Regions from separate parts of the Mus musculus genome. Here region 2 is linked to region 1. The links are chromatin loops, found by intact Hi-C in ENCODE. Cell type or tissue: left cerebral cortex. All regions are shown on one strand. Links, peaks and the distances in the headings refer to the core of each region. The heading gives the core; the rest is flanking DNA.

The links. Peaks named below come from ENCODE experiments on the same cell type or tissue, not always from the same donor. Only the 100,000 strongest peaks of a DNase experiment are listed, where the experiment ranks them.
Region 2: it touches region 1 in a loop (2.1-fold over the local background); 2 of 42 quality-filtered maps call a loop at or near these places.

Annotation. Positions count from the first base shown.
Region 1 is chr2:153,770,065-153,781,509 of GRCm38, reverse strand. It overlaps Mapre1 (microtubule-associated protein, RP/EB family, member 1), which reads right to left. Exons shown (of 7, transcript NM_007896.3): 7 at 8,193-11,445. It overlaps Efcab8 (EF-hand calcium binding domain 8), which reads right to left and starts at 2,264. Exons shown (of 29, transcript NM_001370916.1): 1 at 2,085-2,264; 2 at 1,538-1,579; 3 at 431-619. The coding sequence starts at 597. In left cerebral cortex, for the core only: no CTCF peak of the experiment used is centred there; DNase peaks (open chromatin) are centred at 2,355 and 5,819; H3K4me3 peaks cover 612 bases.
Region 2 is chr2:153,704,368-153,715,812 of GRCm38, reverse strand. It overlaps the pseudogene Dnmt3b-ps1. Among named protein-coding and RNA genes, the nearest start is that of Mapre1, 31 kb to the left of the region's middle. In left cerebral cortex, for the core only: CTCF peaks have their summits at 3,466 (motif pointing left), 4,748 and 4,948 (motif pointing left); DNase peaks (open chromatin) are centred at 2,372, 3,102 and 4,908; H3K27ac peaks cover 492 bases.

The sequences.
Region 1 (11,445 bases), core at 1,267-9,266:
GGGACTTCTCAAGCCATGTGGAGGTCCCAAAAGCCATTCACTACCGAGAGAAGCAGATCCAGAGGTAGACACACATCTAAAGTGGAGGCACAACCCTCCACTGCATACACCCTCCCAACCCCCTCCAGGGCCCTTGGGGGCAGGACCTTCTCCAGTGAGATGAGATAAGAACTCATGGAGAGAGCCATGTTTCTAATGAGAAGTCAAGATATTGGGGCACCAGACCCGCAGGGTCCCCAGATCTGATGAGAGTTGGGAGGCATTCTCAGAGAACAAAACAGACAGCAGGGAAGGAGAAGAGAATGTCATACCCACGGGACTGACACGTAAGCCGTGTGGACCCTGGACCACAGGGTTCCTAGGAGGCATCAGGGAGAGAGGGAAATGAAGAGAAAAGAGTGAGAAGAAAAACATAATACAAGATCCTTACCATCTGGCTCTAAATGGGAAGAAGAGCAGTAGGCACATGAGAAAGGGCAGTGGGGAGGGGAACCGGCCCAGGTCTTCCCCCGTGCTGTCTTGACATCGAAAGTAAGGACAACTAAGAGAAAAGGCAGAAACTTCTCCAGAAAGAGGAGCATGGAGGGACGAGGGCATGAAGCAAGCTGTGACGACTCATCTAGAAATAAAACGCAAATCTCTAGAAATCTGAGGACTCATAAGCTTAGGGTATAGATACATTTAAAGAATAGAAAAAGGAAACACAAGAGACAGGATGTGGTACTGGAAAAAGAGCCACGGAAAACGGCAGAAACCTAATGCAAAAGTGTATCTAAAGTACATTTCTGTTAACTATATGAATTGTATTGGCCTTGAAAGGGACCTGGCAGGGCTGGAGAGATGGCTCAGCAGTTAAAAACTCCCGCAGAGGAGCTGCACTCAATTCCTAGCAGCCAAGATGGCAACCCACAACCGACTGTAACTACTGTTCTAGAGGATCTGATGTTCTCCTCTGACCTCCTTAGGCACTACACCCACAATACATAGACATACATGCCGATAAAACACTCACACATAGCTGGGTGGTGGTGGCGCATGCCCTTAATCCCAGTATTTGGGAGGCAGAGGCTGGTGGATTTCTGAGTTCGAGGCCAGCCTGATCTACAAAGTGAGTTCCAGGACAGCCAGGGCTACACAGAGAAACCCTGTCTCGAAAAAACAAACAAAACAAAGACACTCACACATGTCAAATAAATTTTAAAAAATAAAAAGACCTGGGGAAATATGCCATAAGGTTAATGGCAGTTATCTGGGCAGGTGTAGAAGTGGGGGCACCTGTCAAATATGCATTCCTCTAACACACAGAAGGGGGAGAAGGAAAGAAAAAAGAAAGATTTTTTTTTTCAGGCTGGGACAACCAACTACCTCTTCAAAACAGAACAAAGGAAGAAGGTGGCCCTTGCACCCTTGTTCATCAACATCTACCCTCCAGCTCACTCTATGGCAGTGAAAAGGGGGGAGGGTCCTACCTTCCCTTAAACCAAGGTGGCCCGTAATGCAACCCATTGAACTGGGGTCCTCCTTCCCCACAGAGTACCTTGAGGAAGGGAATGCAGACAGAACCAGATGGTTGTGAACTCTGAAGGAAAAACAAACAAGTGTCCGGAAGTAGTTTGTAAGAGAATGAAAAAAAAAAAAAAAAAGGAATACAAATCTGGGGAAGTGGGGAAGAAGGTGGGGAAGAGAAGGAGATGGGATAGGGCTAGCTCCTAGCTATGAGAATACCACAGGATGAAGGGAAATAACCCAGCAGTACGGAAGTTGGGGGGGGGGGGTGTGGCGGAGTGCCCCAGCATGCCTTAGGCAGCTGTCGCAGGAAACCGGACCTAAACTGGATGGTGGGTAATATTCGCCAACATCTGTCACTGCACTAGGTTCCAAATCCCGAGTGAAGGGAAGATAGGTAGGCCCCAATCTGTCCTTCTTCCTGTACCCCCAAAGGACTTGCCCGTCCTAGTTTAAGGCACTAGGTAAGGTAGGGCGGAAGTGGCTGATAGCTCCAGCTGGTGACAGTTTGGCCGGGGACATCCTGAGGTCTAAGCACTATCTGCCCTTTCCAGCCTGCTGCAGATGCCAGTTCAGACCTTGGAAGAACGGAAATACGGTTTGGAGTCCTTTTAGGAACAGGGAGCGCACTCCCAAGCTCCTCTACGAGAATCAAGGAAGGATAACAGAGCAGAAGCAAAGGGGGGCACAGAGAACAATGTCTCCAGGGGAAGGGCTCAGAAGGCACAGCTGTGCGAGATGAGACGTTAACCTCGTCTGGGAAAGACAAATGTGCGCGTGGGTAGGACAGGCGCTGAAATTGCGGCTGGAGGAAAACTACTCTCCACGTGGCCGAAGCGGCAACTGGTTGGCGAGAGTAGGTGGGAGGGGCGAGGCTATGGTAGGCGGGGCCAGAGGCAGGCGGCTAGCAGGGGTAGCACCCGGGATAGGGGAGCGAGGGAAGGCGGGGTTTCTCCTGCTCCTTCGCCTAGGACTACAGCGATTTGGTTTCTACTAACACCTCTAGTTTTGGAATTTTTCCCTTTGTCTTCTCCCTGGAGCTGAAGTGGATTTCCAGGTCTTGGCCAGGCCCTAGTTTTTAACCCCCTTTTGGTTGGACAGAGATCTCTTTAGTGTTGGCACTTTGCTGGGCTTCGTCTCACGCCTAAGCAGCACGGTTGCCAGACTCACCCAAGGCCTGCTTCTCATTTCCAACCTTTTCCTGTTTGGAGGTCCAAAGCTGGCTGGGCTTTGATTTCTACTTCCACTCGCTCATCTTCCTGCTCTGTGGAGCCACACAGTGCACACTGGTGATCCCTTGAGTTGGTGATCAAGGATAAGGAGTGTCCTGGTTCTGCCTACCAAAGGCTAAAAGCAAATGCAGGGCCTTTCTAGGAGCTGCCAGTAACAGGAGTGGACCCATTAGATCTAGGCTTTAGTTTTGTTTTTTAAATTTTATTTATTGTTTGTATGAGTACACTGTCGCTCTCTTCAAACACACCAGAAGAGAGCATCGGATCCCATTATATAGACGGCTGTGAGCACCAATGTGGTCCTGGGAATTGAACTCGGGATCTCTAGAAGAGTAGTCGGTGCTCTTAACTCTCCAGCCATGGTTTTGTTTTTTAATACAAGGTCTCATGGAGCCCAGGTGATTTGAACTTCCTATATAAATAGCCAAGGATGGCCATGTATGACTTGATACTCTTCCCTTCCACCTCCCTGTTATTAGACGCGTTCTCACGACCGGCCAGGAAGAACACCACAGACCAGAATCTTCTGCGGCAAAGCTTTATTTCTTACATCTTCAGGAGCCAGGGTGCAGGAAGCAAGAGAGCAAGAAGCAAGAGAGCAAGAAGCAAGAGAGCAAGAAGCAAGAGAGAGAAGCAAGAGCAAGAGAGAGAGAAAACGAAACCCCGTCCCTCTTAAGGAGCATTCTCCTTCGCCTCGGACGTGTCACTCCCTGATTGGCTGCAGCCCATCGGCCGAGTTGACGTCACGGGGAAGGCAGAGCACAAGTAGTCATAAGATACCCTTGGCACATGCGCAGATTATTTGTTTACCACTTAGAACACAGGATGTCAGCGCCATCTTGTAACGGCGAATGTGGGGGCGGCTCCCAACACCTCCCAAGTGTTGGAACTACGTATGTGTACCACCACACCCACAATCTAATTTTTAATTGAAAAAAAAAAAAAAAGGTCATAGCAATCATTAAGATTTAAAAATGCCCCTTTGCCTTGGGCAGTAGTACTGAGTCTTAGTGCTCAGAGAACGGAATAGGGGGTTGACTCTGGGTGGCCACATCTCCTTAGCCTCTGGAATCTTCCATTAGTTAAGTAGGACACAGCCAGAGAAGACAAGGTAGGAAGGATTGCCCTAAAGTTCTGGGCCCAGGGCAGGCCCTTTTTGCCTAAATGTAACAGAATATTCTACAGATTCTGAGTAGAGTAGGGTTTTCCCCCCAGACAAGCGGACCTTGTCGAAATGGAGATTCTGAAGTTTGGGCCCCTTTTGGGGACAGGGGCATACTCCTATGTTAGGAAGTCAATCTGGATTCCCAGGTGTCAAAGGTTAACAGAGATTGGAGACTGCCGCCAAGAAACAAAACTTCTAAAAAAAAAAAAAAAAAGTCCACATGTGACTTGTATGAAGTCAGAATGTATATGTATACTTATTCTTCAAACTTCAAATGACTTCAGTGCCTTCACATTTTTCACTTTGTTTTGTTTTGAATTGTTGGGCATGGTTTTGCATGCCTTTAATTCTAGCAGTCAGGAAGCGGAGGCAGGCTGATCTCTGTAAGTTCAAGGTCAGCCTGGTCTACAGAGTCCCAGGACAGCCAGGGCTACAACAGAGGGACCCAGCCTCAATTTTTTCTCTCTCTCTTTCATTTATTGATGGCTGGAGTTATGGCTCAGTGCCTCTCATGGCCTCATGACCTTTGGTTACATCTGATGCCATCACACATACATGAGATAATGTCTCAAAAATAAATAGCATCCATCAATAATGACAGAAGTAGATGGCATGTCGTGATGCGATAATAAAGCCATGTATAAATCACGCCATGAGGAAAAAACACAAACCCAGACTGCAGAATACAACTGGCTATACTCACGTCGATGGCCTGCTGAATGCTAGCAGCACATACCTGTAACTCTAGCACTTACAAGGCTGAAGCAGAAGGCTTTGTAAAGCAAGCATGAGCAACACAGCCAGCTCCAGGACAGCCTGATCTATGCAGGAAACCTACGAAAAGCAAAACACAGGAGGGAAATGGCTCACTGGGTCAAGTCATGCTGTCCAAGACTGAGGACTTACTTGAGTTCAGATACCCAACACCCATGTAAATGACTGACATTGAAACACGCAAAGTTAACGCCAGAGCCAGGCAGGGAGAGGTCAGTAGAGACAAGAGGATCCCGGGGCTCACTAGCCAGTTAGGCTAGCTGAAACAGAGACCTCAGGTTTAGTGAGAGACTATGAGGGTTTGATTATGCTTGGCCCAGGCAGTGGCACTATTAGGAGGTGTGGCCTTCTTGGAGTACGTGCATCACTGTGGGCATGGGCCTTAAGACCCTCATCCTAGCTGCCTGGAAGCCAGTCTTTTAGCTGCCTTCAGGACAAGAGGTGGAACTCTCAGCTGCTCCAGCCTCATCCCTACCTGGATGCTGCCATGTTCCCACCTTGATGGTAATGGTCTGAACCTCTGAACCTGTAAGCCAGCCCCAATTAAATGTTCTTTATAAGCTCCCTTGGTCATGGTGTCTGTTCACAGCAGTAAAACCCTAGCCAAGACAGATGCCCTGTCTGAAAACCTAAAGTAGAGATAGAAGATAATTTAACATGAATCTTCAGCCTTCACAGGTGTGCACATCCACACTCACACATAACAAGCATACATATGCATGCATACCACAGAAACACACACACACACACAGAGCGAGCACACAAGGTCTATCATGTAAAACAAAGCAGCTGAGGAAGTGGTGTAGCTTGAAGATGGTTCAAGGAACTTTCAACTGGAAGCAATATATGATTTTTGCATTGGATGACAGACTGGAAAAGTAGAAATATTCTAGGGCCCAACAGTAGGTGAAACTGGAATATGGGCTCTACATAACTATAGACTGCATTTGTTTTCTGGTCTTAAGAATCAAGTACTGCATAAGAAACATACATACCTTAGTACTTTCAAAGATAAAGAGACCTGAGGTCTATGATTTGTTCTCAAATGGCTCAGTAAACACAAAGCACACCAGGGCAATAGTCTCAGTCTGGGTGAAGGGATGCCGTCATACTATCCTTCCAGTTAGTGTGTGGGTGCATGCTGATGGTGTGGGTGTGTGCTTAGTGCATGGCTATGTACTGGCTGCGAGGTTCCATGGTGCGCATGCATGCCTATGGAGGCCAGAGGACAACTTTGGGTGTCATTCCTCAGATCCCATCCTCTTCTGTTGTTGAAACAGGTTTTCTCACTGACCTGGACACCACCAAGTAGGCTGACTGGGCGGCAAGCCCAAGAACCTGTTTCCACTTCCCCAACACTGGGATTTTAAGTGTATGGCAGTCATCATGCTTGCCTTTTTTTTTTTTTTTTTTTTTTTTAAGAAGAATGTGGATTCTAAGGGTCAAACTTAGGTCCAAGGTATGCAATATTTAACAGCTATGTCATTCCCCAACCCTTCAAAACTAAGTTATATAAGAGATATATATTAAATGACAGTTAATGCTGGTGAGAATGTGGAGCACGGGGAACACTCCTCCATGGCTGGTGAGAGTGTACACTTTTACAGCCACTGTGGAAATCAGTATGGCAGCTCCTCACAAAAATGGGAATTAATATACCTCAAGATCCAGCTATACCATTCTTGGGAAACACCCAAAGGAAGCTTTATCCTGCCACAGAGACCTTAACCAGCCATGTTCATTGCTGCTCCATGCATAATAGTCAGAAATTAGAAACGACCTATGTGTCCCTCAATGGAAGGGTAAACTGTGGTACATTTGCACAATGGGACATTACTTGGTTGTTTAATAAAAATGATATCATCAAATATACAGGCAAATGAATGGAACTAGAAAAAAATCCTGAGTAAGGTAACCCAGACTCAGAAAGATAAATATGGTATATATGTAGTTAGATATGGATATTAGTTGAGAAATAAATTATAGCCAAGCTATAAACCATAGACCCAGAGAAGATAGGCATAGAGAAGGGGACTAGGGTAGGGGAGATGACAAATGGATCTCCCTGGGAGAAGAAAATATTTTATGGGTAGAACGCATGCAGGGCAGGAGAATGAGACTGGGAGGGTCAGGTGGGAAAGGGGAGGGGAGATGGGATTCAGGGAGGGAATAGGGTGGGAGCGGGGGGAGGGGGTAGGAGGGGAAGCAACTATAACTGAAGGGCATTTGAGGGGCAGGATGAAATGACTCCTAACAATACTCTGCTACACTCATAGACTGCTACCTTACTCAGCCATCATCAGAGGCTTCCCCCTGCAGCAGATGGGAACAGAAACAAGAGACCAAGAGATGGACACGATACACAGGGAGAGACCTTGGAACACACAGCTTTAAATGAGATGTCTCCATCAAATCTCTCCCCTCAGAGCTCAGGGAGCCCCATAGAAGAGGCGGCAGAAGGAGTGGAGCAGAGCTCCTGTGAACTGAAGCAGCAAGCACAGGCCTTCACGGGTCTGCACCAAGTCCCCTGCATAGACACTATAGCTTTCAGTGCAGTGTTAACAGGACTCCTGAATGTGTGAACAAATGGATCTCTGACTCTTGTGCCTGCTCTTGGGGCTCTTATTTTTCCTTTCGTTTGTCTTGTCCAACTTCCATATGATGGTTTTTGTTTTGTTATATTTTGTTAGGAAAAAAAAGAGAGAGATGTATTTAACTAGAACAGAGAACATGAGCCTGTGATCATGAACCCAGGCAAAGCACCAAGGGCAATTACAGACATTGTTCAATAGCAAGAGAGACAACTCAAAAGAAACGCAGGAAGGCTTTGAGGCACAGCTCAGTGGCGAGCACTAGCCCATCGTTCAGGAACCTTTGCATTTCAACCCAGAACCAAAGAGGAAAGAGGAACAAAGGGAAAAAGAAGATGGAGGGGAGAGGAACTTTAAGTCCGGAGGGGAGGAGGAAACAGGCAATTCAATTTATATTGAGAATCAGAGAGCAAGATCTCAAGTCATACCCATTGCTTTAACAGACCAGACCCAAGAGTTCTGCTCAGAACAGAGGAGGGAGAGAGCAAGGGAGGTACAGACGCAGAAGTGGGAAATGGGGAGATGGTACACAGGAAGGGAACAACTGACTTGTTACATTGTAATTGGTCGGCACTCAGCTGTCAGGGCAGATGGCTCAAGGCTAAGGAATATGTCCCAGAAATGAAGAGATACTTCTGGTTCCCACTCAGTCCCAGAGTCAGGCCACTGACTGAAGGCCAAGGTGTCCACTTTCCAGAGGGCATTCACCCTGACCCAATTTGATCTCCACAGCTAAGCTCGACCCAACTGCTACCAGTTTTTAACAACTCACTACATTTGTAACTCTTGGCTGAGATCCCTGAGTCAGAGGCAGAGGGTTTCTGACCGCAGAGTCAACCAGTCAAATTTGGGAACTGAGGAAATTCCACACAAAATAACCACAAAGGTAATGTCAGAATCTAACCCATAAACCAAACACAGCCATTTTTCTTTCACCCAGTTTGAGACCTTTTATTAAAGAAATTGAGCTCACAGAGGGCAGTAACAGCAGAGAGTCAGGACAAATGTGAATACAAAGTAACCCACCGGACAAGCACTGACTGAGCCTCCCTCTCAAGGGAACCAGGGAGCCCTATGGGAATGCAGCTTCACCAAACCAAAGAGGCCAACTGGTTCTCCCAGTTCAGAGAGCAAATATCACAAGAGCTCTTTGACACAAACACACCCCAAGTTCTGCACCAGCCCATTATTTGAGCAGAGAAAGTCAGTAAGAGCATCCGAGATGAGGGATGACCTGGACGTGGTAGTCGCATCACCCTTCACCAGGGCCAGTCAGCTGCTAACAGGTCTTTTGAGGGAGACTTCTGCTAGGGCCATGGATTCTAGATCTTTGCACCAGACTGTAAGGAACTGAACATGACCCAAGTGTCAAGACACCACCACCAAAGCTTCCTTCTTGGGCCTAAACAGAGAACATAAACGTATCTAAATCAACGCACCCAACACACCGCTGGATAGGAAAGGTCAAGGGAAGAAAGCCATTGAAACAAGGGGGTGGGGCACAAAAATCCTTTCAGATAGATTTTTTTCCTTAGGTATGAAGCTAGAAATTTTTATTTTTATTTTTATTTAACTTGCAGGGGGTGGGGCAGAAAGTGGAGAACTGAATCAGAGGTTAAGAGCACTGATTGTTATTCCAGAGGACCCAGGTTTGATGCACCTACATAATAGCTCATAAAAGTCTCTCAATTTCAATCACAGGAAATCCACTTAATGGCCTATTTTACTCTACCTCCTTGGGTACTCCATGCACATGGTGCAGACATATATGTAGGCAAAAGACGCATACACACTAAATAAGGACTGTGTGGCCTGTGTATGTACAGGAGCACTCAGGTGGGCTCACATGGAGATTAGAGGGGAACTTTCAGGAGCTGGCTCTTCCCTCCACCATGGGTTCTGGGGATTGAGGTCAGGTTGTCAGAGTTATACAACACACACCTTTACCTGCTGAGACATCTCATCAGCCTGAAACTAGAGATTTTTTTACAGTAAAAAAAAAACCCACAAAATTAATGTTTCTTTTTTTTTTTGGTTTTATTCCTACAGAAAGTTGATTTTTATGACTGTTTCTAATTTTCCCATGACACACACTAACTTAATGGTAGGGTTTTTAAAAATTATATCCTATTTTCACTGACTAAACTATCAGTATTTAACATAACTAAAATATGCTAGGATATAATTTCCTCCTTATCTGGAAGAAAAATGGGGTGGGAGGAGAAATGGACTTAGTTACAGTGTATTCTATTCATTTTAGGAAAAAGTTCAAAAGAGTCAAAATATAATCAATAACAAGTTTTTTTTTTTTATGTGGGAAAGCATATAGAAGGAAAAATCTAGATAAGTCTCAGCATAGTGATTCAGGAAAAGTTCAAAGCCAACTTGAAAAGGATTCAGACATTACAACCTAGAGAATACCTTTGAAAATATGATCTCATCCAAGGGCATGCTGATCACCAAAAGGGCCCTCAGGCCGGCAGGAGCCACAGCAGACCCAGATCCTCACAGATACTTCTTCATTCACATTCAGCAACACCAATGCTGTTTTAACATGCAAGCCAGGAATGATGGTGCACACCTGTGATCCCAGCACTTGTGAGCTCCAGGCCAGCCTAATCTGCATGACAAGTTCCAGGTCAGCCAGAGCCACATAGTGAAACCCTCTCAAAAATGAAATAAATTACTGAGGTGTGAGGTGACACATACTTGGCATCTATACCTGTCTGTATAAAAATAAAATAAATAAACCACATAGCTTACCATCCTCAAAAGCAGTTACAATTTTTCAAAATAAAACAACACTCATGGGGCTAACTAAATATGTGGCTTGGCTGATATTTGCTCAGCAGATATGAAGGCCTGGGTTTGATGTTGGGCATGGTATAACATGCCTATAATCCCAGCATTCATTCAAAATCACCCTAGAATATACATAGTGGGTTCAAGGCCAGTCTGGAATAGATGAGACTCTGCCTCAAAACAACAAGAAGATTTAAGGCTCTGGATTCAGGAGGTTAGAAATGTCTCTAAGGTTAGACCCACTCACCTAGGCAATCAAGTTAATGAAGCTACCTGGCAACAATGTGACCAGAAAGCCCCTAAGCTACAAGAACATTAAATCAAAGAGGAGAGAAAAGCATTGGCCTTCACAAGTTACAACTAGGTAGCACTAAAGCCATCTAGGTCAAGGGTCAGTCAGTTCAGTAAAAGCACAGAACCCTCCTGGTCTTTGAGAAAATCCTTCCTACCTTGTTAGAACACAACTCAAACACTATGTAGAGGCAGTGAACATAATGAAGATACATGAATATCATCTTGTTCAGTTTTGAAATTTTATGACCTATGAAGAGTTCAAAGGTATGACATCATCACTCACAGAAAGTAACAGAACAGAAAAATAACAATGATCACAAGCTATCGGTTAGCTTGCTGAGAGCACTTCCTTTCACTCTCCCTGCTGACAACGGTGAGATTTGGGTCACACACACACTAGCAAGCTAATCTGGCCAGGCTTGCCAGGCTTAAAGCCCACAGACTGATTTGTGAACTAAGCAAACCATGAATTAGGGGGAATCACCCAAAAAGCTCCTCACACTAACCCTGCTGTAGCCTTTAAAGGAAAGCTCCCCTGAGGAGACCCATGGTTACTGCAAAAGAAAACCGCTTCTGTCCTCACTTCACATCCTAGAGGGCAATTCTTGAATCACGGATGGTCTTTTTAAAGCCAGTGAACTGGGAGTCAACAATTCCTCATTTGCACGAAATCCAGAATGTGTTTAGCCCTTCACCTGGGAACAGCAGGATGAAAGCTGCCTGAACACAGAGGAGCTGGATGCCACCAGCCACCAGCCACCAAGCTGAGAGAGAGCCAATGAAGAACTCAGCACTTCACTTCCAAAATACCCAAGTCGTGCCCTGAATTTTTAGGGCATAAAAAACATGTTCTACGTTTTTTTCTAATCTATAACAACTTCTGGCCATGAAATAATGTCTCCTGTTTCCAGACAACAGTTTCTGCACTTGGCCTGTTAGTTTCCTCGGATTCTAAAAAACATGCAGAGTGTGAGGCCCTTCAGCCAACATCAGAGCCCTTGATTTGCAAACAAGAAAAAAACAAAATAAAGCAAAGTAAGAGGTGGATTAGAACCCTCACATCTGATGTCTCACTGACACG
Region 2 (11,445 bases), core at 1,686-9,685, 66 kb after region 1:
ACCCAATAAGGAGTAACTATTTGATAAATATTTGAAGATTAAGACACGTTGGGCCAAGAATGTAAATGAAGAGCCCACCGTATATTCAAACTCCACTAGGTCTGTTCATGTCAGATTTCTGAATTCTAGTGCAGTACCCAGTAGGGGAAAGGAGATCAGAATTAGCTCGAGGAGGACCCAATGGCTCCATTTAACCTAAAAGCTAGATGTGCTTATTACATGGAAAAAGTTCAAGGTACCATTGATCTGAGTTCCCAGGTACTGACTAAAGTACCACAGCTTCCATTCTTCCCGAACTCCAGTCACCCAGGTAAGCAACCTCATCAGACTCAGTTAAAAATGGAAGCAAACCATACATACCACTTTATTCAATAAATAAATAAATAGACATATAGCAACAAATATGAAGGAGCAGAAATGGTCCTGACCGAGATCAATGCCCAGGCCTCTGGATTAAACCCATGCAGAAGGACAAAGCCAGGGTAAGGCAGGCCCGGGGCAGCCCCAAAAGGAGGGATGGGAGACAACAGTACCTTCCAGATTGCCCTTGTTGTTGGTGACATCAGAAGCCATCTGTTCTGTTGAGGAAAGGGGGACAGGTGTGAGATGAGGTGGGGAAGTCTCTCCTGGCCCTCAGCCTTGCTCCCCTGTACCCCACAGTGCAGTGGTCCTGAGGGCCTGCTGCTCCCAGTTCTGCACCATGCATCCCCAGACCTTCCAGCATCTCCCCCACATCACCTCGGCTCTCCTCATCCTCCCCTCGGTCCTTCCCGCCATAGCTATTTGTCTTGAGGCGCTTGGGTGGGGAGGACTCAGAAGCAGCAGGGTCATTGGTTGTGCGTCTTCGACTTTTGTTCTCTGAAAGGGAAGCAGACGGGATTTGTCTGAAGGGTCTAAGAGACAAAGCAGGACAAGGCCATGTGTTGCCTGGGATCCAGCTGCATCTACAGCAGGGGACCATGATGGGCATAGAGAATCCCAGATGGGAGCCCAGAGCAGAAGCCAATTCAAAGCTCCTCTCACCCAGGAAGCAGGCCATCCTCTCATGTTTATAGGTTTACACATCTGAATCTGTAAGGAAATCAGTCCTGAGAACCAGCTCATTACTGTGACATACAGTGATGTCTGCCAATGGCCAACAGGAGCATGGAACTACTAAGTATTTGAAATGCCAGCAGGAACAGGATCTCACTCACACAGAAAGTCAGGTTTAAATTGTCAAGTGATGCTACTGACTTGGTTAATTTGGACTGGCTTGAACCCTGGAATCTATTTAGCCAATTTATGAAGTTAATTAATAAGTATTCCTTAATCAATTTCTGTTTAGCTTTTACCTAATGGCATAATTTTTTGAATAGTACTAACAGAGAAGTGAACTAACTAAATATATGTAGGCTAAAAGTGAAAATGCTAAGTTTTAAAAATATTAGGTCAAAATTTATGATTAACATTAATTTCACCTGATTCTCTACAATGAAACTACTAGAAACTAATTCAAACACATTCTGTGGCTCTCATGCAATAATGTTTATTTATATTTTTATTGGATCGGTTGAATCATAGTGGACATGGTTGAATCTGACTCACACACTGGGAAAGAAAATTAGATACCCATCAAAAGCCATGAGGAAGCCTGATGCGGTGACATATGCTAAGAAATCCAGCACATGGCCAAACAGGCATACATAGTGAGACTGTTCTCTCAAAAAACAAAAGCACAAGGTATGTTTGATGATAAAGTGACATCTTCCAGTGCTTATATATACACATTAATATTAAGAGATAAGAAGGGCTGGGCAATGGTGGCACACTCCTTTAATCCCAGCACTTGGGAGGCAGAGGCAGGTGGATTTCTGAGTTCAAGGCCAGCCTGGTCTACAGAGTGAGTTCTACGATAGGGTTACACAGAGAAACCTGTCTCGAAGAAAAACAAAAACAAAAACAAACAAAAAGAGATAAGAAGAAAAATAGGTGTCCAAAGATTGTAGGAGACTGGATGTGCACCCAAGGTTTGCCTGAGGGTCATACATGGGGGGGGGGGGGGTTTGTGAATGATTCAGATCAACCAAGGAGATTTGATTCTTCTCCAATGAGCACTATAGATGTCAAGAAATGGGAAGGTAGAGCAAAGAAAGCAGAACAGTCAGAGGTGGTACGGGAATACCATGTCCCCCGGGTTCCTTCCCACCTGGTTGCTTCTTGTTGGGTTTGAGGCCCTCGATCCCAGTGGGCTTGAAGCCACCGTGGGCCCACTCCAGCATGGGCTTCAGCTGGTCCTCCAGTGACTCTCCAGGACTGCTGGGGCAGGCCTTGCCAGCTCTCACCCTGGCTTTCTGCCAAGACACAAATAAAGGCAAACTCTGTCCGTGAATGAATGGGAGCAGGCGATTGAGGTATGTGCCAGGGCAAACCCAGGGATTCCCCCTGCTGGGGCCTGCATTCCCTAAACAGTGGTGTCTTTCAGAGCTAGACAGCTGTCCTGGGCTGTGTTATGTGACAGGAGTCTGCTTTTAGGGGGACTGGTTAAGGAAACAATGGACCACAGGGGCAGGCACCAGAGATATGACCTCTTCCCTGTAGAATCACAGTGGTCAGCTCTCCCCCAAAGGAAGGTTTCAACTCAGCCTTGTTAGTTAAAAATAGGAGCCTCCAGCAGTTTTACCTTACCCTCCTGTAGCTCTTCTCAGACAACAGACTTCTCACTGCCCTTCTCTAAGAAGATGTGAATGGAGGCAAGCATTCTTCATTTTAAGGGCCATTACAATTTGCATGTCTAATTAGGCACTTGGCCAAGTGGAACAAACAGGCTGATAGGGGTTGGAGGGGATTGGTGGGGAGCCTAATGGCTCAGAGGAGATAAACTATTCACAGACAAAGGGAGGAGACCACTGACCTCAGCTCCTCCTCTAGGCCTTGAAGGATCCTGCTTAAAGAAAGAGAGCTCACCACCTCTGGATAGCGTACTCTGCAGTATTGCTGCTGCCCCAGGGACGCATGTGGCACTGGTCCCTTGTCACATGCTGCTTAGTCTCACTGAAAGCTGGCTTTGGAAATGAAAGGCCTCCCATTGTCTCAGACTCGAGTACACTTCTCTCAAGAGTCTTCCAAGCCTCCCTGTCCTGGGCAGACTGCTCTCTTAACACTGTGCCAGGGAGCAAACAGCTGAGGGTATTAAACACATAGCACCCTTGAGAACAGCCAGAAGTAAAACCATTTTCAACAGAGGGTACCCTTGTTTATCCCATAAGGTAGAGATGACTGCAGTCGGGATGGAAGGACAGAAGCCCATCCATACAGATGAGATTTTGCATAAAACTTTTCATCAAGAAGTCCAGCTTCAGGCTGGAGAGATGGCTCAGTGGTTAAAAGCACAGACTGCTCTTCCAGAAGTCCTGAGTTCAATTCCCAGCAACCACATGGTGACTCACAACCATCCATAATTGGATCAGATGCCCTCTTCTGGTGTATCTGAAGAAAGCAACAGTGTACTCACATACATAAAATAAATAAATATATCAAGAAGAAGAAGGAAAAGGAGGAGGAGGAAGAAGAAGAGGAAGAGGAGGAGGAGGAGGAAGGGCCTTCCCAAGTCATTTGTTTTTGGTGATTTATGACATTTCTTCTGCTTGCTCACCGACTTGAGCTTCTCCAGTCGCTTCTGCTGGGTATTGTGAGGATCTGATACGTTGATGTTTATCTGTCTACCTGCTGTGACTCTCTGCTGCTTGCTGTCTGTACCCTTGCTTGCTGCACACTGAATAATATGCACTCGTTTGAAACTGAAAGCACCGCTCACTGGGTCACCTCACAAGACAGCAGTCATCATTCCCAGTCTAGCTGGTAGTACCAGAAACTCACTAGTGACCTTGGCACATCTCAAATTCCTTTCCCAAGCAGGCCCTCACAGAGGCATTCACCACCTCCATGGTATCCTTAACTCAGCAAGCCATCTTGGCCACACAATGGCATAAGCTAACATTTAGCAGCTCTCCATTCTTCCCAGCCCTTAAGGTCATTCCTACACCTGTGTAACCTCCAGAGTACGGTATATAGACTCCCTGTAAGGAACCAGTTTATAGAAGGCGGCCAGGATACAGGACTGGCTGAGCAACAGTTTGTCAGCCGAGACCTAGATGAGAAAGATATCACCAATATCTACCCACACCTGAGTGGCTAAGCGTACATACTGGCATACATATTCACCCAGAGTCTATTCCTGGGCTGGCTTGCAGATGCTAATACCAAAAGCAGGGGGAGGGGGCATTCAGGGGGTGACCTGCATAACACATATCCTGGAGCCCAAAATAAGTATACATTGCACTTCAAATGTGAGAAAGAATGGAACTCAGAATGGGTTCAATAAGATTCTATGTGTGTTCACATGGTATACGTGTGCATATCTGTATGAACATCAGTATCATGAGTCCTGATCGTGACTGCCAGGTTGCCTGCTCAAAGTCCCCTGAGAAGGAAGAAATGAGTTCTGGGGTGAGATTCCTCGTGAAGGGGACAATAAAGAAGGTGCTTCGGGCTGCTTCTCACAATCGTAGGCTAGATGGGACATTCCAGGCTTCAATGCTTGCTTTCACACAGCCCTCTCTATCTTATGCTCAGAGCCTTAACTCTATCATGTGGCTGCCAGGGAGACAAGGAAGTGCTCTGGCCAACATGAGCATTGAGTACTGGGGAGGCTCCAGACAGGTCTTGGTCTTTGGCCAGGACCACAGATAGCACATTGGAATCTCCTCCTATAGTCCTCCCTCCTCCTACTCTGTCTTATTGCCATCTGATCCTGTCTAGAAACGGACATGTTATGTCTCACTGGATCAAAGCAAGGATATTTCCTCTCCCATGACCCACAAGTCATTCCGCATGTGTGATGTTTCAGTGGCCCCCATAGGCCCAGAAACAGACACTGTTTCTTTTCCCCCCTCTGCTGGTCACATAGCACAACTGCAGGAGGGTTCTCCTCGGACAGATCTGGTAACCTATTTTTCTTGCTCTTAGAAAAACTGAATGTATGGAAATGGCCTCAAGGCAAGAAAATCAGAGCCTCGATTTTAGGCTGACCCCTAGCACTGTTTTGTTTTTCGATGATTTATAAGTGTGTGTGTGTGTGTGTGTGTGTGTGTGTGTGTGTGTTTGTCTGTGTGAGTGTGTGATTTCAAAGGTCAGAAGAGGGTATCAGATAGCCTGGAACTAGAGTTGCAGGAGGTTGTGAGCTGTCCAGTGTGGGTTCTGGACACTAAACCTGCAGAAGAGCATCAAGTGCTCTTAACTGAAGGCTGAGCAATCCCTCCAGCCCCCAGCAATGTTCCTAATAATTTGCTTCCCTGTGTGCTTCCACCCTGCCCCATTGCCTGTGTCCCTGTCTCTTAAGTTATGAGTTGGTCCAACAGTGACTAGCATCCCTTAGAGACCATTCTATCTGCATCCTTCAGTTCAAAATCTTTGCACATCTCAGACCATTTTATCAATAGGCATAAGAATCAAAATAGGGTCTGACGGAGTGGCTCACTGATAGTTTACCTCACTCCAGACACAGCCAACAATGGCCTCCTGCACCACCCCACCCACAAGCAAGACTAAATGACTCTAGGAGACAGGGCATATGTCTCTTGTCCCTCCCAGGCTTCTTTCTAAACACACAGGTGTATGCCTGGTTGTTCCTAAGCTATCAGGGTCCATAATGGTGACTCCGACTCCAAAGAAGCAATTAACAAAAAGATGGATTTAAACCAGTGAGACTCTAAATTCAGAACTGTCTGACCTGTAGCCTTTTCAAGAGTAGACTTGTCTCTGATCCTACAGCCTACAGGCCACCAAGATTCTATTCAGGGGAGGTAACTCAGGAAGGAAGAAAGAAAGAAAGAAAGAAAGAAAGAAAGAAAGAAAGAAAGAAAGAAAGAAAGAGGGAGGGAGGGAGGGAGGGAGGGAGGGAGGGAGAGAGAGAAAGAAAGAAAGAAAGAAAGAAAGAAAGAAAGAAAGAAAGAAAGAAAGAAAGGAAGGAAGGAAGGAAGGAAGGAAGGAAGGAAGGAAGAAAGAAAGAAAGGAGGGGGGAGGGAGGGAGGAAGAAGGGAGGGAGGAGGGAGGGAGGAGGTGTGGCCTTGTTGGACAAGGGAGTCATGTTCTAGTTCCTGCAAGCAGCAGAACTCAGCAGCTTCAGCCATGTGGCTCTGGCTCTAGAGTTAAAGATGCCAGAGCCATGGAATACATGCTGAGGAAAGCTGCTAACAGGGAGTGGAACCAGCCCAGGAGAATAGGTGTGACCTGGTTGGAGTAGGTGTGTCACTGTGGGTGTGGGTGGGCTTAATACTCTCACCCTAGGTGCCTGGAAGTCAGTCTTCCACTAGCAGCCTTTGGATGAAGATGTAGAACTCTCAGCTCTGCCTGCGCCATGACTGCCTGGATACTGCCATGCTCCCACCTTGATGATAATGGAGTGAATCTCTGAACCTGTAAGCCAGCCCCAATTAAATGTTGTCCTTATAAGAGTTGCCTTGGTCATGGTGTCTGTTCACAGCAGTAAAATCCTGACTAAGACAGGATCCAATACCCTTTTCTGGTGTATCTGAAGACAGTGATGGTGTACTCACATAGGTAAAATAAATAAATAAATATTTTTAAAGAAAGGTCACACAGAGGTCCTGAATTCAATTCCCAGCAACCACATAGTGGCTCACAACTATCTGTAACAGGATCTGACGCCCTCTTCAGGTGTGTCTGAAGATAGCTACAGTGTATTCACATACATAAAATAGATAAATCTTTAAAAAAAAAAAGAAAGAAAGAAAGAAAAAAAGAAAAAGAAAGAAAGGTCACTGGTAGGTCAGCCACCACTCTGTGGATGGCCCCACACCCAGGAGTATATGGGCAGCACAAGTTGGATTAAGTAAATTATTTTTTAAAAAACAAAATTGATAGCAGGTGAGGGTGGAACGATCTGGAATAAAGGGAGGAGTAGAGGGTGAATATGATTAAGAGACCTTGCATATAGCCGGGCGTGGTGGTGCATGCCTTTAATCCCAGCACTTGGGAGGCAGAGGCAGGCTAATTTCTGAGTTCAAGGTCAGCCTGGTCTACAAAGTGAATTCCAGGACAGCCAGGGCTACACAGAGAAACCCTGTCTCAAAACAAAAAAAAAAAAAAAAAAAAAAAAAAAAAAAAAAAAAAACAAGAGAGAGAGAGAGAGAGAGAGAGAGATTGCATATACATGAAATTCTCAAATAATTAATAACATTATATTAAAATTGTTAAAGCACAACTAGAGGGGCTTTCAAGAAGTCTGTGCCCATTCTTGAGTGGGAAAGGTCCTTGTCTTAAGTCTCCATTCCACAAGTGTCTGCTTAGATCTGCACTAAATCTTTTGCTAATTAACTCCCACAGTGCTTCATTAATTGCAAACAACAAACTGGACATGTTGGGCAATCTTTGAATCCCAGCACTCAGGAGGCAGAGACTGATGGACCTCGGTGAATTCAAGGGTAGGCTAGTTTACATAGTGAATTCGAGATCAGGAAGGAAGGGTTATATAGTGAGACCCTGTCTTAAAACAAAACTAAAGCACAAAGCTACAGTTCTAGGGAGTCTGAAGTGGCACACAGAGAAAAGACTTCCACGGGAGCTACCCGTGAGTAGGAAGGCACCATGCCACAATGCACACATGCAAGGTCAATCGGGTAATTCACTGATGCTGCTGATCCCTGGTTGTGCAATGGATGCTTGAAAGTGAGCCCACCCTAGTGCTTAAATGGCAAAAGGCAGGATACATGTCTGCATATGAACAGAATATGTATGAATAAGAAAACAACATTGGAAGGGTGAGGTGGCACACACCTTTAATCCCAGCACTTGAGAGGCAGAGGCAGGAGGATCTCTGTGAGTTCAAGGCCAGCCTGTTTTACAGAGTGAGTTCTATCTAGCATGAAAGGAAGGAAGGAAGGAAGGAAGGAAGGAAGGAAGGAAGGAAGGAAGGAGGGAGGGAGGGAGGGAGGGAGGGAGGGAGGGAGGGAGGGAGGGAGGGAGGGAGGAAGGAAGGAAAGAAAGAAAGAAAGAAAGAAAGAAAGAAAGAAAGAAAGAAAGAAAGAAAGAAAGAAAGAAAGAAAGAGAAAGAAAGGAGGGAGGGAGGAGGGAAGGAGGGAGGAAGGGAGGGAGGCAATATTCAGAGCATGGTGATCATGAATGGGGCTGAGGCAATGGCCACACAGATTCCAAGCACCCACTCCTAAAGCTGTTTGTGTTGCATGTGCCTGCAATCCCAACACTGGGAAGGCTCAGACTGAAGGATCCCTGGAGCCTCCTGGCCAACCAATGGAGCCCAGTGGGTGAGCTCTGAGCCAGTGAGAGATGTTGTCTCAAAAATAAGGTGAAGGGTTCTGGAGAGATTGTTTATTAGTTCAGAGCACGGGCTGTTCTTCCAGAAGACCCAGGTTCGATTCCCAGTACCCACATAACTGCCTGCAACTCCAGCTCTAGGGGATCTAGCACCCTCTTTTGGTTTCTGAGGGCATATGGCACATACATGGTGTACACATACACATGCAAGCAAAACATCCACATACATAAAATTAAATCAAATTCTTCATGAAATAAAAATAAAATAAGGTAGAGGGCTAAGTGGATAAAGTGTTTATCATCCAAAGACAAGTACCAGGGTCCAGAGCCCATTTAAAGCTACATGCAATAATACATGTGTGTAACCTAGCATGCCAAAGACAAGTGGAAGGCAGACACAGGAGAATTCTTCGACGCCTGAGTGCTAATGTCTGTCTCACAAAGTGGAAAACAGGAGAGCCTGTCTCAAAGCACAGTGGGAGCCAAGGACTGACACTTGAGACTGTCCTCTGCCTTCTGTACACACTATGACATGTGTACACCTGCATCCTCACATGCACACAACATACACAATAATAACAGGTGGGAAATGAATGAGGAATACATCTGATGTCAACCTCTGGCTTCCAGTGGCACATGCACACACCACACATGTGCACACCAAGAGGGGTGGGAGGTGGGTGGGGGAGGGAGAGGGAGAGAACACTGTTCATATCGGTGTCCAGGAGCAGTGCAGGGAAAAGAAGGACAATGTTGAATTTGGAAAATACTTAGAATTGTAATGTATGAAAAAAATGACATCAATCATAGAGGCTGATCACTATACAGCTGTTATCTGTTCTCTACATTCAGGAGCTTAAGACAGAAATCCCATCTCAGTGGTACCTGATACTCAATGTTGCCTCCATCTCTGCTCTCTGCATCCACCTGTGTGGTATCCATGCCCTCCTGATGGCTGTCCTGGCTCCAGTCAACCGATGGGGTACTGATGCTCTGGGGTATCACATCTTCATCTGTGAGGTCAATGATGGGGTAAGGGCTGGCAGGGGACAGCCAGGGCGTGCTTGCTGAAGTGTTTGCTTGCCAACTGAGGGGCTGCAGACAGAAGAAAAGGTTTGAGTCCCAGCAAAGCAAAATAGATGGGGGTGCGTATGAACAGCCTCCCTCAGTTAGGTCCCACGCCAGCAAGAGTGAAGAGACAAACCAGGACCCTTTTGTTTTGTAAGAACAAAGAGCTGGCAGTCATTGACCCCAAAGCAGAAACAGAATAAGGTTCCTAGGCATGACAGGTTATGCCCTCTAGAGGCTATGAAGCTGAGCTCAGGGAGGGCAGGGTCCCTGGTTAAGTGGATCCTGTGCAATCTGGGAACCCAAGAAAGTGCTTGATCTGCTGGGGTTGCCTCAAGACAGCGGGAGAAGACACAAGAGACAAGGGTGATGTCCATCAGTGGCTTTCAGATCAGCTCCAAGGTGAGCCAGAAACTGGGCCGTGGGAATTCTTGCCTCCTCAACATAGTTCCTACAGGGTCAAGCCAAGAGTGAAACCACAGGCTTAGGGGCTCACCTAACACTCAAAACAGGGAGGCACACCTCATCCCCTGGCTGTATTTGATTGCTGCTTTTAATGAAACAAGCTGGAGCTAATTAACCAAAAGATTTAGGGGTTGGAGTGATGGCTCAGCAGTTGAAAGCCTTTCCTTACTGCTCCTCCAGTGGACTTGAGTTCATCCTAAGCACCCTCCTGGGGTTGCTTACACCTGCCTGTAACTCCGTCTCCAGCAGCGCCACGCCCTTTCTGGCCCCAAAGAGCATAGGCACTCCTGTGGTCTATACGCAGAGATGTGTGAATAAGAGTAAAACAAGTTTTTAAAGGTTTAATTATAGATTTAAACACGGGTGTGGAAGAAAGACCTGCTGAATTACCTTAGCCTCATTTTCTATGCTGGTCTGTGAGCGGTGGGAGGAGCCTGGGCTCAGCAAGAGGGGACTTACTGCTGGGGTTTTAGAGGGTATCCTGGTCTCACAGAAGAGTTGGGGCATCACTGGAGTGCCAGAGCCACTGCTGCCCCCCACCTCACCATCCCTATCTTCATCTCCATCTCCTGTGAGGTCCTGCGAAAAGGAAACACAAGCAAGACAGGCAATGCAGCAGTACAGCTAAAGAAGGTGAATGGCACTGAGATGCACAATGATGCCATACTAAGGGTCCCTACAATACTGCCACCCACCTCATTTTGCTGTAATAAGGCTTTATAGGATCCTCTTCCACCGTGGGAAGCACAGCCCACTGGCTTGGAGGAGCTAAAGGACAGAGAGGACCCGTTCTCCAGAATGTCTCCACTCTAGAGTCAAGTCCCTCATCTCAGAGCCAGCCAGTCTTCCCACAGAGATATTAGGGCAAACTGCAATGGCCCCAAACCTCCAGGAATCATACTAGAAGGTGACAGAGAATCCTTTGGCAAAAGCCACTTTGGACAGCCCAGAGAGAGAACTCATTCCTTTCCTTGGGTCACACCCATCCTTCCTGCTGAAGTCATTGCTCCAGAATTGAAACAAAAACTACATCTGCCCCTGTGACCTTTGATGGATCCCAGGAAGATGCTGGAGGAGTTCCTTTTTGTTTGTTTGTTTTTTGTTTTGTTTTGTTTTGTTTTGTTTTGTTTTGTTTTGTTTTGTTTTTTGAGACAGGGTTTCTCTGTGTAGCCCTGGCTGTCCTGGAACTCACTTTGTCTACCAGGCTGGCCTGCCTCTGCCTCCCGAGTGCTGGAATTTAAAGGCGTGCGCCACCACGCCCAGCTTGGAGTTCATTTTTATATAGAGATTGGTGCATCAGATCCAGAGAAGATTCACGACAGCATGAATGCCTCCATAGCAAATAGAGTGACAGAAACCTCTCTGTCCAATTTAAGTAAGTGAGTTTTCAAGGCTGGAGAAATGGCTTAGTCGTAAAGAGCACTGGCTGTTCTCTGACTGCTCTTCCGGAAAACTAGGGTTCAGTTCTTAGCAACCACATGATAACAACTTCCTGTCATTCCACAATCAGGGGGTTTCACACCCTCTCCTAGCCTCTGAAGGCATCAGGGACAGTACACAGACATACTTGCAGGCAAA